2 separate regions of the Homo sapiens genome follow, and region 2 is linked to region 1. Evidence: chromatin loops called from intact Hi-C (ENCODE). Cell type or tissue: PC-3. All regions are shown on one strand. Each heading gives the region's core, and the rest is flanking DNA. Links, peaks and the distances in the headings are about the cores only.

The links. A loop is a pair of places that touch in the nucleus more often than their neighbours do. Peaks named below come from ENCODE experiments on the same cell type or tissue, not always from the same donor. Only the 100,000 strongest peaks of a DNase experiment are listed, where the experiment ranks them.
Region 2: it touches region 1 in a loop (10-fold over the local background); 2 of 110 quality-filtered maps call a loop at or near these places.

Annotation. Positions count from the first base shown.
Region 1 is chr12:107,053,817-107,062,212 of GRCh38, forward strand. All of the region lies in intron 1 of CRY1 (cryptochrome circadian regulator 1), which reads right to left. Among named protein-coding and RNA genes, the nearest start is that of CRY1, 36 kb to the right of the region's middle. In PC-3, for the core only: no CTCF peak of the experiment used is centred there; a DNase peak (open chromatin) is centred at 3,555; H3K27ac peaks cover 1,221 bases.
Region 2 is chr12:106,986,884-106,992,928 of GRCh38, forward strand. MTERF2 (mitochondrial transcription termination factor 2) reads right to left here and starts at 263. Exons shown (of 3, transcript NM_001033050.3): 1 at 86-263. CRY1 (cryptochrome circadian regulator 1) reads right to left here. Exons shown (of 13, transcript NM_004075.5): 12 at 5,904-6,007; 13 at 4,481-5,118. The coding sequence ends at 5,904. In PC-3, for the core only: no CTCF peak of the experiment used is centred there; DNase peaks (open chromatin) are centred at 288 and 2,298; H3K4me3 peaks cover 917 bases; H3K27ac peaks cover 1,154 bases.

The sequences.
Region 1 (8,396 bases), core at 1,981-5,980:
AATATTTAAAATTAGACAAAAAGAAACAAGATATTACCCCCAAAAAAAGTATGAGTGGGAGTGGCAGCTGACTATAACTACATCCCCAACAGGCTCAGAGAAAATCACTGTCAACCTAGAATTCTATATCCAGTGTAAACAAGGCCAGTATCTTCAAACAAACCTAAGAGAGTTTACCATCACCAGTCTTTTTCTATAGAGAATTCTAAAAGATACATCTGAGATAAAAGAAAAATGTTCCCCAATGGAAGAGCTGAGATGCTAGGAAGAATAAAGAACATTGTAAATAGTAGATATGTGGGTAAATGAATACTGGCCTTATAAAACAAGAATAATATATTTTGGTTTTTAAAAACAAAAACAGAGAAATGACCAGAATTAGAATATATAAATCAGAAGAAAGGTAATTAGAGTTTGCGTTTCAAGGGCCTTGAATTATCTAATAAATAGACAAAATTATTGATTAACTTTAGACATTAACCAATGTGCTTCTGGTAATTTCTAGAGTAAACACTAAAAGAATAGCTAAAATAATGTGTAATTATTTTATTAATTAATAAATTTATTAAGTCTGATAAATTAATAAATCTAGTTATTAGAAAGAAATTAATGAAATTTAAAACAACAGAATTTAAAAGAATATTAAAAAATAGAACAGGAAGGACAAAAAGAAAACACAAAATAATATGACAATAAATCCAAATACTTTGGTAATTATAACAAATGTAAACAGACTAACGAAAGGCTTCAATTAATTAAAAACTATCAGACTAAATAAACAAAAGTTAATATATGCTATTTACAAGAGACATCTAAAAGACTCCAGAAAGTTTGAAAAAAAAAAAAAGGGATACAAAAAAGTTGACTATAAACATACCAAAGAAAGCTGCCATAGCTATATTAATTATAAACATAATGAACTGTAAAGAAATATACTATAAAGTCACGTTCATAATGACTTTAACCAGGTTAATAATCATCTAAATATATACATATTTTACACATTTCTCCACACCTCGTAATGATAAGAACAAAAGCCTTCACTTCACCAGGAGAACATATATTTAATTTTAGCATTTCAAATTGTATAAAGTAAAAATGACAGAGCTTCAAATAAAGACAGATCTATGATTAAACTGTGGGGATTTTAACATTCTTCTGATAATAATTGAGATAAGCAGACCAAAAATGAGTACAGAAGATTTGGACAACTTATTAACAACCTTGACCTAATGGAAAAACAAAGAATATCCCGTCTAATAACAATGAAGACAGCAGTATACACATGGAACATTTTTAAAAATTCAGCATATATTGGACCATTTAAAAAAAAGTCTATATAAATTTCAAAGAACTGAAATTATTTACAGCATAGTCTCTGACCTTGACGTATTTATGCTAAAAATTAATACTGAAAAGACAATTAGAAAACTTTGCATGTTTGGAATATAATAAATATTATAAGTAACAAAGGATATAATTCTAAATAATTCACAGACCAAAGAAAAAAATCATAACAAAATTTAGAAAATATTTTGAACTGAATAATGAAAATACCACATTAAAGAGAATGTGGAATAAAACTACAGTAGCAATTAGAGGGATATTTACACACCTAAATAATTGTATCAGATAAAAAGGAAAGGCTAAAAATAGCCTAAGAATTCAGCCTATTAAATTGAATAGGCTAAATAGGGTATTCAATAGGCTAACTCCATTTCAATAAGTTAGCGTAAAAAAAAGCAGAACAAAGAAATAAAATTAACACATTCTGAAATAAAAAACAAACCTACCATAGTGAAGGCAAATAAAGTTGGTTGTCTGAAAAGACAATAAAACTAACCAACCTCTGATGAAATGTATCAGGACAAAAGGTAGGAGACACAAATAAGCAATATCAAAAATGAAAAGGTTTGGGTGTAATTGCTCACACCTGTAATCCCAGCACTTTGGGAGACTGAGGCAGGAGAATGGCTTGAGTGTAGGAGACAGAGCAAGACCCTGTCTCAAAAAAAAAAAGAATGAAAGAAAAGGGCAAAATAACCATAGATACTACATATATTTATATCAAACAAGAATAAAGCTAAATGGGTTTCAATTTCAAGTAACAGCTTAGGTTATTTAGATCAATCTAATTGGTCTAAACAAACAAAAATACTGGTTAAGATATATAAAATATCTCCCTAAAGAGTTGGCAAGACAATAAGGAATTCCCAAACCAAAAGCTAAGTCGAACATATAATTAGTTTTTGCCCTAAGAACATTTGCTAATAATCCCAGAGAACCTTAATAGTGGTTTTGACAGCCTCACGGTACAAGGACAGAAATTAAAGCCTAGAACCAGCTCAAGACAGAGAGTCTAAGATACTCCAAAACATTAAGCCAAGATGCCAAAAGGCTAGACATCGTTAGGGAAGACGTGAACCAGAAACAAAATCCTCCTCCACACCTTTTGTGAGGTTGCCTTGGCACTCAGCAGAAAAAGATGGAAAATATAAATAAAAAGTAAAGAATTTATAGGCTGTAAGCACTGGCCAGCCCTTAGGTGGATTTTCATCAGAGGGGCACAAGAAATCTCAAACAATAAATTTAAAGTGCCCTGCAGTGGTAATGACTCTAATGCCATTAAGAAGTAAGTTCAAATTCTAGAGCAAGCTTGCCCAACCTGTGGCCTGCGGGCTGCATGTGGCCCAGGTCAGCTTTGAATGTGGCCCAACACAATTTTGTAAACTTTCTCAAAACATTATGAGATTTAAGCACAGACTTTTTTTTTTTTAAGCTCATCAGCTATCATTAATGTTAGTATATTTTATGTGTAGCCTATGACAATTCTTCCAATGTGGCCCAGGGAAGCCAAAAGATTGTTCTAGAGGAAGACAACCTTATAAAAGGCCTCAGGAAGTTCCCACAAATAATCTTTCAAAAAATGAGAAAAATCTTCAAAGCAGCTAGAGGATAGGAGTAGATGACAAATTACATTCAAAGGAGAAACAGTTTCCAACAGCAATAAAGGTAACCAGAAGACAACAGAATATTTTCAATAAACTGGTAACAAACCCAGAAACCTAAAATTCTATATTCATGAAGATATCTTTCAAGAATTAAGACAAACATATAGACATTTTGATAAAAGATAAAAGAGTTTGTCTCCAAAAGATGTCACTAAAAAAAATTCTAAATGATATATTTTAGGCAGAAGTAAAGTGATTACAGATGATTGTCTAGTATGTAAGAAATATGTAAAGCTATCATGTAACAATAAAAAAAAGAAAAAATTAAGAGAAAATGAAGTCACTGCATTAGATGCCTCCTAAGTACTTACAATACAGAAGAGCAAATAGTTACATAAGCACCATAATATACTGCAGTAAGTATTGTACAATACTTAGTCATACTTTTGTTAACAAGATTGAAAAATCTACACTGACTAAACAATGAAAATGGTATAAAGAAAGCCCAATAAATGCCAAGTAGAAAGATTTATGGAGTGCCTGTCACTTAATAGGCATAAATAATAATCAGCAAATAATGGGTTGGCAAATCAGGAGGCAATATGGCACAGGAATTTAAAAAGAAAGCCCTGCCTACCCACTCGTGAATGAGTAAAACGAGCGGAATCTAACATCAGGAGTGAGGGAATAGAAGAATGCCTCTTTCTTTCTCTCCAAAGTTTTCTCACAAACCCACATTTCAAAGATGAGAGGACTGGCATATAATTGAGTAAAACTGCAAAAACAAACAAAAGCCTTTAAGAAAAGTTTCAGCTTAGCTGGGCGTGGTGGTATGTGCCTGTACTCCTAGCTACTTGGGAGGCTGAGGTGGGAGGATCACCTGAGTCCAGGAGCTGGGGGCCACAGTGGACTATCATCATGCCACTGTACTCCAGCCTGGGTGACAGAGCAAGACCCTGTCTCTATAAGAATGAATAAATAAATGAAAAAATAAGAATGAGTTAATTAAGGTTAGGACTGGTGGCTCACACCTGTAACTGCAACACTTTGGAAGGCTGAGTCAAGAGAACTGATTGAGGCCAGGAGTTCAAGACCAGCCTGGGCAACAAAGTGAGACGCCGTCTCTCCAAAAAAACAACAAAAAAAATTAGCTGGGCATGGTGGCATGTGCCTGTGGTCCCAGTTACTCAGGAGGCTGAGGCCACTTGAGCCCAGGAGTTTGAGGCTGTAGTAAGCCATGATCACACCACTGCACTCCAGCCTGGGCAACAGAGCAAGGCCCTGTCTCAAAAATAAAAAAACAAACAAATATATAAAGTGTCAGGAATATTCAAACTGAAGTTTAAAAAAAAGTTAAAGATGAGAATATAACTCCTTTTAAAATTCATGCTCATGGCAAGAAAATTAACAAAGAGAATACAAGCCTATAACTCAGAATAATATAATATTAATAAATGACAGAGAGAATGCAGAACGTCCTCTTCCACTAGCACCTGGTAAATACATACACACAGACACAGATGCACACACACACACTCACACGCTTCAATAAGAAACTTTAAATAGGAGTGTACAAACCTAAAGAGAGAACAAAAGTCCAAGATAAACCTCTTGGCAAGAGTAACAGAACACCACAGACACAATGAATGAGCTCAAGTTGAGAAAATAGTTACAGGACTGGAGATGAAAAAACAAGTTGGATTTTTAAAGGTGGCTATCAGTGGGGAAAATTCCTTACAAGCCAGTAAGTGTGCTTACTTTCCTCAGGAAGGTAACATAAAGGGTTATTAAACAAAGTTTAGAAGTACTTAGAAAACAGAGCTTGTTCTAAAATAAAAAACTGAATTACTAATAAGGTCATGTCAAGATAACCTCTTTTCACTTTCTGATTATTAGACTGGCAATAACATATGACAATAGTATATGGCAAAGTAAATGATGCTTTTTGCGAAGACAGAAAATTCTGAATGTTGATAAGATTTTTAACTGGATGAATTGTAGCCAATAAAGTATTGTTGAATGAATAAATTCTAACCTGGAATAAGGATTCTAATACCAATGAGCCTATCATGAGGCTTTCTGTACCCATACAGCTCTTGATGATTTCATAATTATTTTCAATTATACAAAAAAGCTAAAAGGATTTGGAATCTAATCAATCACGTTTTATATTAAGACACTGTAAGCACAGATATGGCCTAGGGCAAGTGGTTTAATCTCACTGGACCTATTTCCTCATCTAATAAGTGGACGAAATCAGTGACATTCAAACTTTCTGGCAGTCCCTCATATTAATAGTAAGAAAAATGATCCAGTGCAACTAACATGTATGTGTTTGGTGTATGTAACTAAAACAAAAGTTTCATAAAACAGAATGCTCTTATGACATAATGTGCCTAATATTTTCTAGTCTATTTCATTATTTTTAATGTAAGTTACAACCCCCCAAATTGATATCATAACCAAAAATGGGACATGAATAGAGATTTTGTTTATTTTTCTGAAACAGGGTCTTGTTCTGTTGCCCAGGCTGGAGTGCAGTAGCATGATCACAGCTCACTGCAGCCTCAACCTCCCTGGCTCAAGTGGCCCTTCTGCCTCAGCCTCCTGAGTACTGAAACTAGTGGGCACCACCATACTTGTCTAATTTTTTTTCCGTTTTTTTAGTAGAGATGAAGTCTCGCTATGTTGCCCAGGCTGGTCTTGAACTCATGGCCTCAAGCAATCCTCCCACTTCAGCCTCCCAAAGTGTTGAGATTACAGGCATGAGCTACCATGCCTGATCATGAATACAGGTTTGAAAAAATAATGGACAAGACTTCTAAAGTCATCTATATACAGCTGTACAATTTAATAAATAGTTCTCCAATTTAGATATCAAACAAAATCCATGATATCCAACCAGTAGATGATGTATACTATATCAACATAAATAGTAATGATGATCTCACAGTGACAGAACTCAGAATTATACCAAACAACTGAACACTGGGTTGAAAACAAAATGAATCTACACAGGTAAGGCTCTGCATTTAGGTTCAGAAATCCTCTCAACAGAGCCTGGCAGCAGGTGAAATGAACAAGACCTGCAGGCTTTAGTTAACTTCAAGCCTATTATGTGATCTCAGTGTAATTCACCAATTTATTGTTATCTATAAATAATACTGTTTTTAATAAATATGTGTGATATAAATAAATATTTTGGTACTATGCAGATCAAAGGTAATCTGAGATCAAATTTAATCTGGATCAGAGTGATCAGTTGTAGTCCCCATCCATGTAACATAAAAGAACAAAATATTGATATTATATGCGTTGATATTAATATACATTTTACTGAGTATAATTTCCCCAATATAGTATGCTAAGTATTTTTCTTTATCTCATTTAATACTCAAACAATTCTATGAGATATGTGGTGCTATAGTTTGAATGTGTCCCCCAAAAAGCACATGTTAGAAACTTAATCCCCAATGCAACAACGTTCAGAAGTGGGACCTTTAAGATGTGATGAGGCCAGGAGGGCTCTATTTCATTAATGCCATTATCACAGAAGTGGGTTCTTCATCTAAGGACAAGTTCAGCCTCCTATTGCTCTCTCTCTCTTGTCCTCTCTTTGCTCTTCTGCCATGGGATGATGGGGCAAGAAGGTCCTATCAAATGCCAGCCCCTTCATCTTGGGACTTCCCAGCCTCCAAACCCATAAGCAATATATTTTTGTTCATTAAAAATTACCCAGTCTTTGGTACTGTGTTATAGCAGCACACAACAGACTAAGATAGTATTATCTCCATTTAAAAATAAAGAAACAATCTTAGAAAAGTTAAATATCCTACCCAGGTCACACATGTTGTTAGTGGGTAAATGCTCAAATCAGGAACTGAACGCAGGTCTTTCTGAAGAGAAACTATGACCTTTTAACTCTTTTTTAAAAAAATTTGGGCCGGGTGTGGTGGCTCACGCCTGTAATCCCAGCCGAGGTGGGCGGATCACGAGGTCAGGAGATGGATACCATCCTGGCTAACACAGTGAAACCCCGTCTCTACTAAAAATACAAAAAATTAGCCAGGTGTGGTGGCGGGCACCTGTAGTCCCAGCTACTCGGGAGGGTGAGGCAGGAGAATGGCTTGAACCCGGGAGGCGGAAGTTGTGAGCTGAGATCGCGCCACTGCACTCCAGCCTGGGTGACAGAGTGAGACTCTGTCTCAAAAAACAAAAATCAAACAAACAAAAAAAATTATTTCTCTTTACTGAGATTCCCAAAAAGCTGGAAGTCTGTGTTTATTAAACTCCTATTTCTTATCAAACTTTTATTAAAAAGTTCATTAAAGGATCTATGGCTATAACAACTATTTAACATATATGTGGACCACTAAATTCAGGTAAATTAATAGAAAATATATTAAAATGTTTAATAAAATGTAAACATATTTTAATTAATAATAACAATGATCGTTTTCTACCACAATATTTTACCAGTGTCTCTTTACCTTATTAGTGATGGCTCACTACTATAAGCACTCAGAAGTTAATTCAGTGAACCCTAAAAAAGCTGACAGCCAAATGCTTCAATTCAGGAAATAGTAATAAACTGATTCCTAATACAGTCTTTTTTTTTTTTTTAAGATGGAGTCTCACTCTGTTGTCCAGGCTAGAGTACAGAGTTCAGTGGCGTGATCTTAGCTCACTGCAACCTCTGCCTCCCAGGTTCAAGCAATTCTCCTGCCTCAGCCTCCTGGGTAGCTGGGATTACAGGCATCCACCACCACGCCCGGCTAATTTTTTTGTCTTTTTAGTAGAGATGGGGTTTCACCATGTTGGCCAGGCTGGTCTTGAACTCCTGACCTCAAGTGATCCATCCACCTCAGCCTCCCAAAGTGCTAGGATCACAGGCATGAGCCACTGCGCCCGGCCCCTAATACATTCTTTAGTTGCATTTGGACTTGGAAAATATTTCTTCAAATCCTATTTCAATGCACAAAAATACACATTTTTCTTACCATATCCACTAGCATATCATTAATTTCTTTCTCTAAACAAGTGATCAAAATTATCCAATGCTGGGAAGGAGTTAAACTTCACCATCACAGTTCAATCTTTAGAAATCCTATTATCTACTCAGGCACAGTGGTGTAGTCCCAGCTACTTGGGAGGCTGAGGCACGAGAACTCCTTGAACCCTGGAAGTGGAGGCGGATGCAGTGAGCCAAGGTTGTGCCACTGCACTCCAGCCTGGACAACAGAGCAAGACCCTGTCTCAAAAAAAAAAAAAAAAAAAGAAAAAAAGAAAAAAAAAAAGAAAAGAAACCCTATTATCTTATCCTCAACATTCAACATTAAAAATCCTATTTTGGCTCTATTCCGGAAACTAAAAAGTCACAGAAGTAACTTTTTATTGACATCGTATTATGAATAAATGTTTTCATCTCATCCTATATTTCAAAAA
Region 2 (6,045 bases), core at 1-4,000, 69 kb before region 1:
CGAGGCGTGGGGTTTTGCGGGCCCTGACCGCTGCGGCGCCGCTGGTGAGGAACACGCCCAGGAGCAGAGGAAGGGGGCGACTCACCCGTCGGCGTCAGCTCCAAGCAAGGCACAGGGAGTCCCGGGGGCCAGGCCCCGTCCTTCCCTCTCTCTCCGGCCAGCCTCCCCACAGTCCGCAGTCCCCGAGGCCTGGAGCCGGGATTTCGGTCCTCGGTCTCAAGAAGCTCCCGACAGTTCTCAGCAGCGCCAACCAGGCCATCAGTCCCTTCGCCCATGGCCAATCAGGGCTCGGGAGATGACCGCCAACCCCCGCCCCCCCAAGACACGCCCCCGCGTCCCAACGCAGCCAGTCAGAGCGCGGGACACAACTACGCGTCCCTCCCCGCACCACGAGGGCGAGTCGGAGTGGGAATCGGCTTTCCAGGCAGCCCAGCCTGTGCTGGCGGGGGCATCTGGCATTTTCACACCCTTTCCTTCCCAGCATTTTAGGAAGCGGAGTTCCAGTAGCTTTGACGCTTAGAAAATATAAGAAAAAAAAGAAGTAACAGAAACCGCTATATCTTTAAGATAGAGCCAATCACTGTTCCCAAAATAATTCAGTTAGGTAAAGAACCAACTTACAAAAGAAATGTTTAAAAAACCCCCAAAGTTCTTTGAAACACATCTGAACTCTTCCCCGCCCCCACCCTACCCCAGCAGTTAGCGACTGTCTTTAAAAGCCATTCTCCTTTCTCTCCCTCCTTGCCACCTTCACCTAAATACTCCCCTTTTCTGATAAACTGCCAAGTGGTTTCCATTCTAATTATTACCGGTGATGCCCAACCTCATACACTAAACACGTTAATTTCTCCTTAAAGCCAGGCTGAATGTCTCTCTCATTTATTTTCACATTTATCCATCCAAAAAACAAGTATTTATGGCAGGCCTGCTAAGTGCCAAGCATATTGAAACAGCAATGAGAAAATAGAGGGGGAATAAAACACATTCCCTGTCCTTATGGAGCTTACATTCTAGTGGAGGGCAGAGATATCAACAACTAATAACGTGACTAATCACACCTAGTTAAGTGTTATCGAGGACAGGGTGCCCTGAGCTGGGCCTGGTGATTCTGTTTGTGTGGAGTTGGAGTCAGGAAAACTGGTTTTCCCAGCTGGAGGTGTCTGCTGTCAGGTGTTCGTAGCACACTGTGCACAGTTCTGCCGTCGGTGGCACTGGCATACAGACTGCCCTCGCACCCTGTGGAGTGAATTCCTTGAGGCTACTGATTATTTTTTCTGTCAACAATGCTGGGCACACAGTAGGAACTCAGGAAATGTTAACTAAATCTTTGAGTCTAGTCTCACTATGCAGTTTAGGCTCAACAGGCTATATTGAGAGGAGCTCACACGTGCATTTAACTCCACTGAGTAGCAGCAAGAATCCTGGCTCCTCAAGATCACCCACCTCTGATCTCTAGGATATTCTAGAATGATCTGAGCAACTCATGTGTACAGCTGGGGGGTGTTTGTCCAGCAACTCCTGAGTTATCCGAATATAAAAACTCTATTATGCATAGATTTATTGCACACTTTTTCCTGAAATAAAATGATTTGGGGTCCAGACTAACCAAAGTGTGTCATTTGCACTTAGGAAAAGGAAATTAGGATACAGAAAAGGAAGTTAAGGAATGTAAACTCAGGACTTAGAACTGCAAGCTGCCATCACTGGTCAGGAGGGAGGGAGCAGAAATGTGCACCAGGGTGCTGGAAGCTTGTATTAGGGCTCCACGTAATTGTGCAAGGAATTACAATACATATGACCCCGTGCATTGTAATCAAAACTTGAAACTGACAAATCAGCTATGCCAACTGTATTAAATAAATGCTACTCAAAGTTTTTTCCAGCCCAAATATTTAAACAGTGCATTTCTAGGACCATATAATCAGAAAAAAAACCTTGAATGAAGAAAAGGGGAAAAGAACTTACAATTATGCATATTATGTACAAGAAAATTACAAACACATTTGAATTGTGAGAAGATCCTGAAATTTCTAGTATGTAAGAGATGCATTAAAAATACTGATAGACTTTTATATCTCAAATTTACTTATTTATTTTAAGCAAATATGAAAAACATAAGGACTTTGTACAGTTCATTCAAAACCCTGGTTCTCTCAATATAATTTTCCCAAGTTGTCAGTACAGTTTTTGGCAATAAGAATTGAAGAAGTATTTGCTGAATGAGTAAAATGTCTTAAATCCCTTAACCACAAGTAGGATTTCTAGTTAAGGGGAGAACACTGATTCGAACATCATGTATCTGCTCAAGTAGAGCATGATGACTGATGCCTTTTCTTTCCCTTTCAGTGATTCATTTTGACCACTATTTACACCAAACTGAAAAAGCTTTCCAAAAAACTCCCTAATAAAAAAAAAATCCTCTTACATTTATAAATAGCATACCAGTGCTTATGCTGAGATAGTGTTCTTTTACTGTTTATTTATTCACATTAAAACTGAATCTTTGGCCGTGCGCGGTGGCTCATGCCTGTAATCCCAGCACTTTGGGAGGCCGAGGCCAGCGGATCATGAGGTCAGGAGATCGCGACCATTCTGGCTAACGGTGAAACCCTGTCTCTACTAAAAAATACAAAAAATTAGCCGGGCGTGATGGCACGCGCCTGTAGTCCCAACTACTCGGGAGGCTGAGGCAGGAGAATCGCTTGAACCCAGGAGGCAGATGCCGCAGTGAGCCGAGATCGTGCCACTGCACTCCAGCCTGGGCGACAGAGTGAGACTCTGTCTCAAAATAACAACAAGAAAACTGAAATCTATGACCTCTTGTACGGTGATGGTAAATCTCAGGTCTATGAATTTCTCAACTCTGCACTGTACAACCAGGTCCAAAGAGTAGGATGTGAGGTACACTTACCATAAAAAACAATTAAAATATTACTTCACTTTAACAGTGGTGAAAAAAGAACGATAAAGCACAGGATTTTTTCTTATTCTTTTTCTCGGTAATGGATTTCCCACCTGCCGCCCCATCCCCGAGACAAGGTCTCACCCTGTCATCCAGGTTGGAGTGCAGTGGTGCAATCATAGCTCACTGCAGCCTCAAATCCCCTAGATCAAGCCATCCTCCCACCTCAGCCTCCCAAGTAGCTGGGACCATAGTGCACACCACCACACCTGGCTAATATTTTTGTTGTTTCCTTTTGTAGAGATGGGGTCCCAAGATGTTGTTCAGGCTAATCATTTTTTTTTTTTTGAGACAGAGTCTCACTCTGTCGCCCAGGCTGGAGTGCAGTGATGTGATCTCGGCTCACTGCAAACTCCGCCTCCTGGGTTCATGCCTCAAGTGATTCTCCTGCTTCACTTCAGTTTCCCAAAGTGCTAGAATTATAGGCATGAGCCACCCTGCCTGGTCTTCTTTACTTTTTTTTTATTTTTATATTGATTTTTTAAAAATAGAGATGGGGTCTTGCTAAGTCTCCAGGGCTGGTCTCAAACTCCTGGCTTTAAGTGATCCTCCCGCCTCAACCCCACAAAGTGCTGGGATTACAGGCAATGAGCCACCACACCCAGCTCAGATGAGGTCTTGATCTGTCCACCCAGGCTGGAGTACAGTGGCACAATCATAGCTCACTGCAGCCTTGACCTCCTGGGCTTCAGTGATCCTCCCACCTCAGCCTCCAAAAGTGCTGGGATTATAGGCGTGAGCCACCACACCTAGCCTCAGTAATGGAATTTATTGATCATTGTTAATTCACTATCCAGGATATTTTTAAAAATGCATATCATCTAAAATGTTATCGTTTCTGTATTTTTACTCAACTTTTATCTTCAGTTATCTTTAAATTATCATACTAAATATCTATCATGATTAATGATGGGAAAATGAAAAGCCACTGGTTATAATTCAGAATGGCAAGAACTAACCTACTAGAGAACACTAAAGGGATAATAACAATACTAATAAAAATAATGGCAGCTAACCAGAGCTGTGGCATACAGCTATGCAGACTGTGCACTGTACACGACAGGGGGTGACACAGCATGGCAGCCCTGTGGCTAACACTGAGTACCCTATCACATGCCAGCTCATAAGTATTTTACATGGAACTGAACTATAAAGCAGATACTACCCTCATCCCTATTTTATAGATAAGAAGAAAGAAGACATAGAAGGTTAAACTTGCTCAAGACCTCAAAGCTAATGAATGGCAGAAATGGGCATTTGACTCGAGAGCTCACTCTATTGATTGCTAGCCCATACTGCCTGATTTATGGTTACAAATGCCATTACTTGAAAAAAGTCCCTTTAGTTTTACCTCTTTCTTGCATATAATTTTGAAAAACACTGTTTAACTAAACATATGGTAGCTGTTCCTTCAAAATGATGATGTGGTTTATAGAATCTCTTTGTAATTTGTAATCATATATCATACAGCAATACTCTCTCCCTTACCAAAAAAGAAAAAAAAACACGTACACAAGATTTCATATTTGCATATACTTTAATAACAAGTTCATTTTAGTAATAAATGAACAAAGAAACAGAGACAGAGAACTTAACACATGATACTTCCACAAGTTTGGGTCTAAAAAGGTTTACATCAAAGTTTAAAACATATACTGTCTGTGTTAACAGAGGCTACAATACCAATTTGGATTACGCACATTATCTAAAACATTATTATCAAAGAGTGCAAAGTTAGATCAAACAACATCAAGAAAATTCTGTCCTAAAATTTTAACGTCTTTTAAGAAAGTCTAAAAACCTCCTTTTTTCCCACTGACTTCAAAACTTTGAGTTTTATATCAGAATATCAATTTGTCATTTTAACTTTACCATACATGAAAAATTATCAAAAATATATCGATGGGTCTATACTAATTGTGACTGTTTATATTTACATTAAGCAAATTCTCTTGCCAAGTTCTTTATATACAAATTACCAATTGTCCTCTGTGAAATTCATTAAAAAGTTAAAAACCACAGAAATGTCATTAGAAACAACATATTTCAATATGTAACTGCTTTCCATCAATGAAGAATATTTTTAAATAACTTAATTGAAAAGTATTGAACTCCCCACCAATTTCAGCTGCAACAGTATTCCTCCTGAATGTTTTCTGTGATTTAAGGGGGAAAAAAAAACTAGGTAAAGCTTGATTGCAAATAATTCAATGACAAAAATGTGATGAGTGTTTATTGACCTTATCTTCAAGATACTTATAGTCTAATTAGGTTGACATAAAAAAACTAAGCAATAAAAAATGTAAACAGTGTTAGAAACTGAAGAAACAGAAAATTTTTAAAAACTGGCAAATCCAACGTATAAATATTTTTCATATTAATTTAAATCACAAAATGACATCCCAAATCCAATTAAATTGAATGCAGGCAAGGCTTTCTGATACTTCTAATAAGGGCCAGCATTTTAAAAAATTTTGAACTATTCCCAAATTGGAAATAATTTAGATTTTAGAAGCATCATAACAGATAAAAGAAATTTATCAACATTTAAGAGGCAAAGATTTAGGGGAAAGTTCATAAAAAGATTATATTAATGTCACTAAAATAAACAGGCCACTTTAATTGTTTTAGACTCATAGTTACATAGTAAGGAAATAAAAAAGTTGTCTTTTTCTAAGAAAAAACTTGACCACAAAATCATAAACATCTCTAATTTAAAGAGCATTGGTTCAGATGAATATAAAACTGGTGCAACAATTTCTCCAGTACAGATGCATGTCTCTTGACCAAAAATTAACTGAGTTTGTAAAAATTGCTTAAAAATTAATGCCTCAAGATTTTCTGGTTTGAAAATAGAGATTTGCTCCATTTTTGAAATTATCTTAATTTATGTTAATTATATACTCTTCTAAAGCAAGAAATACAGCTCTAAAATATTTACCTAATTAGTGCTCTGTCTCTGGACTTTAGGACCAATACTCTGTGTGTCCTCTTCCTGACTAGGACGTTTCCCACCACTGAGACCAGTGCCCATGGAGCTTCTTCCTGCACATTTAAAAAATGTATGTTTAAGATAGGAAAAG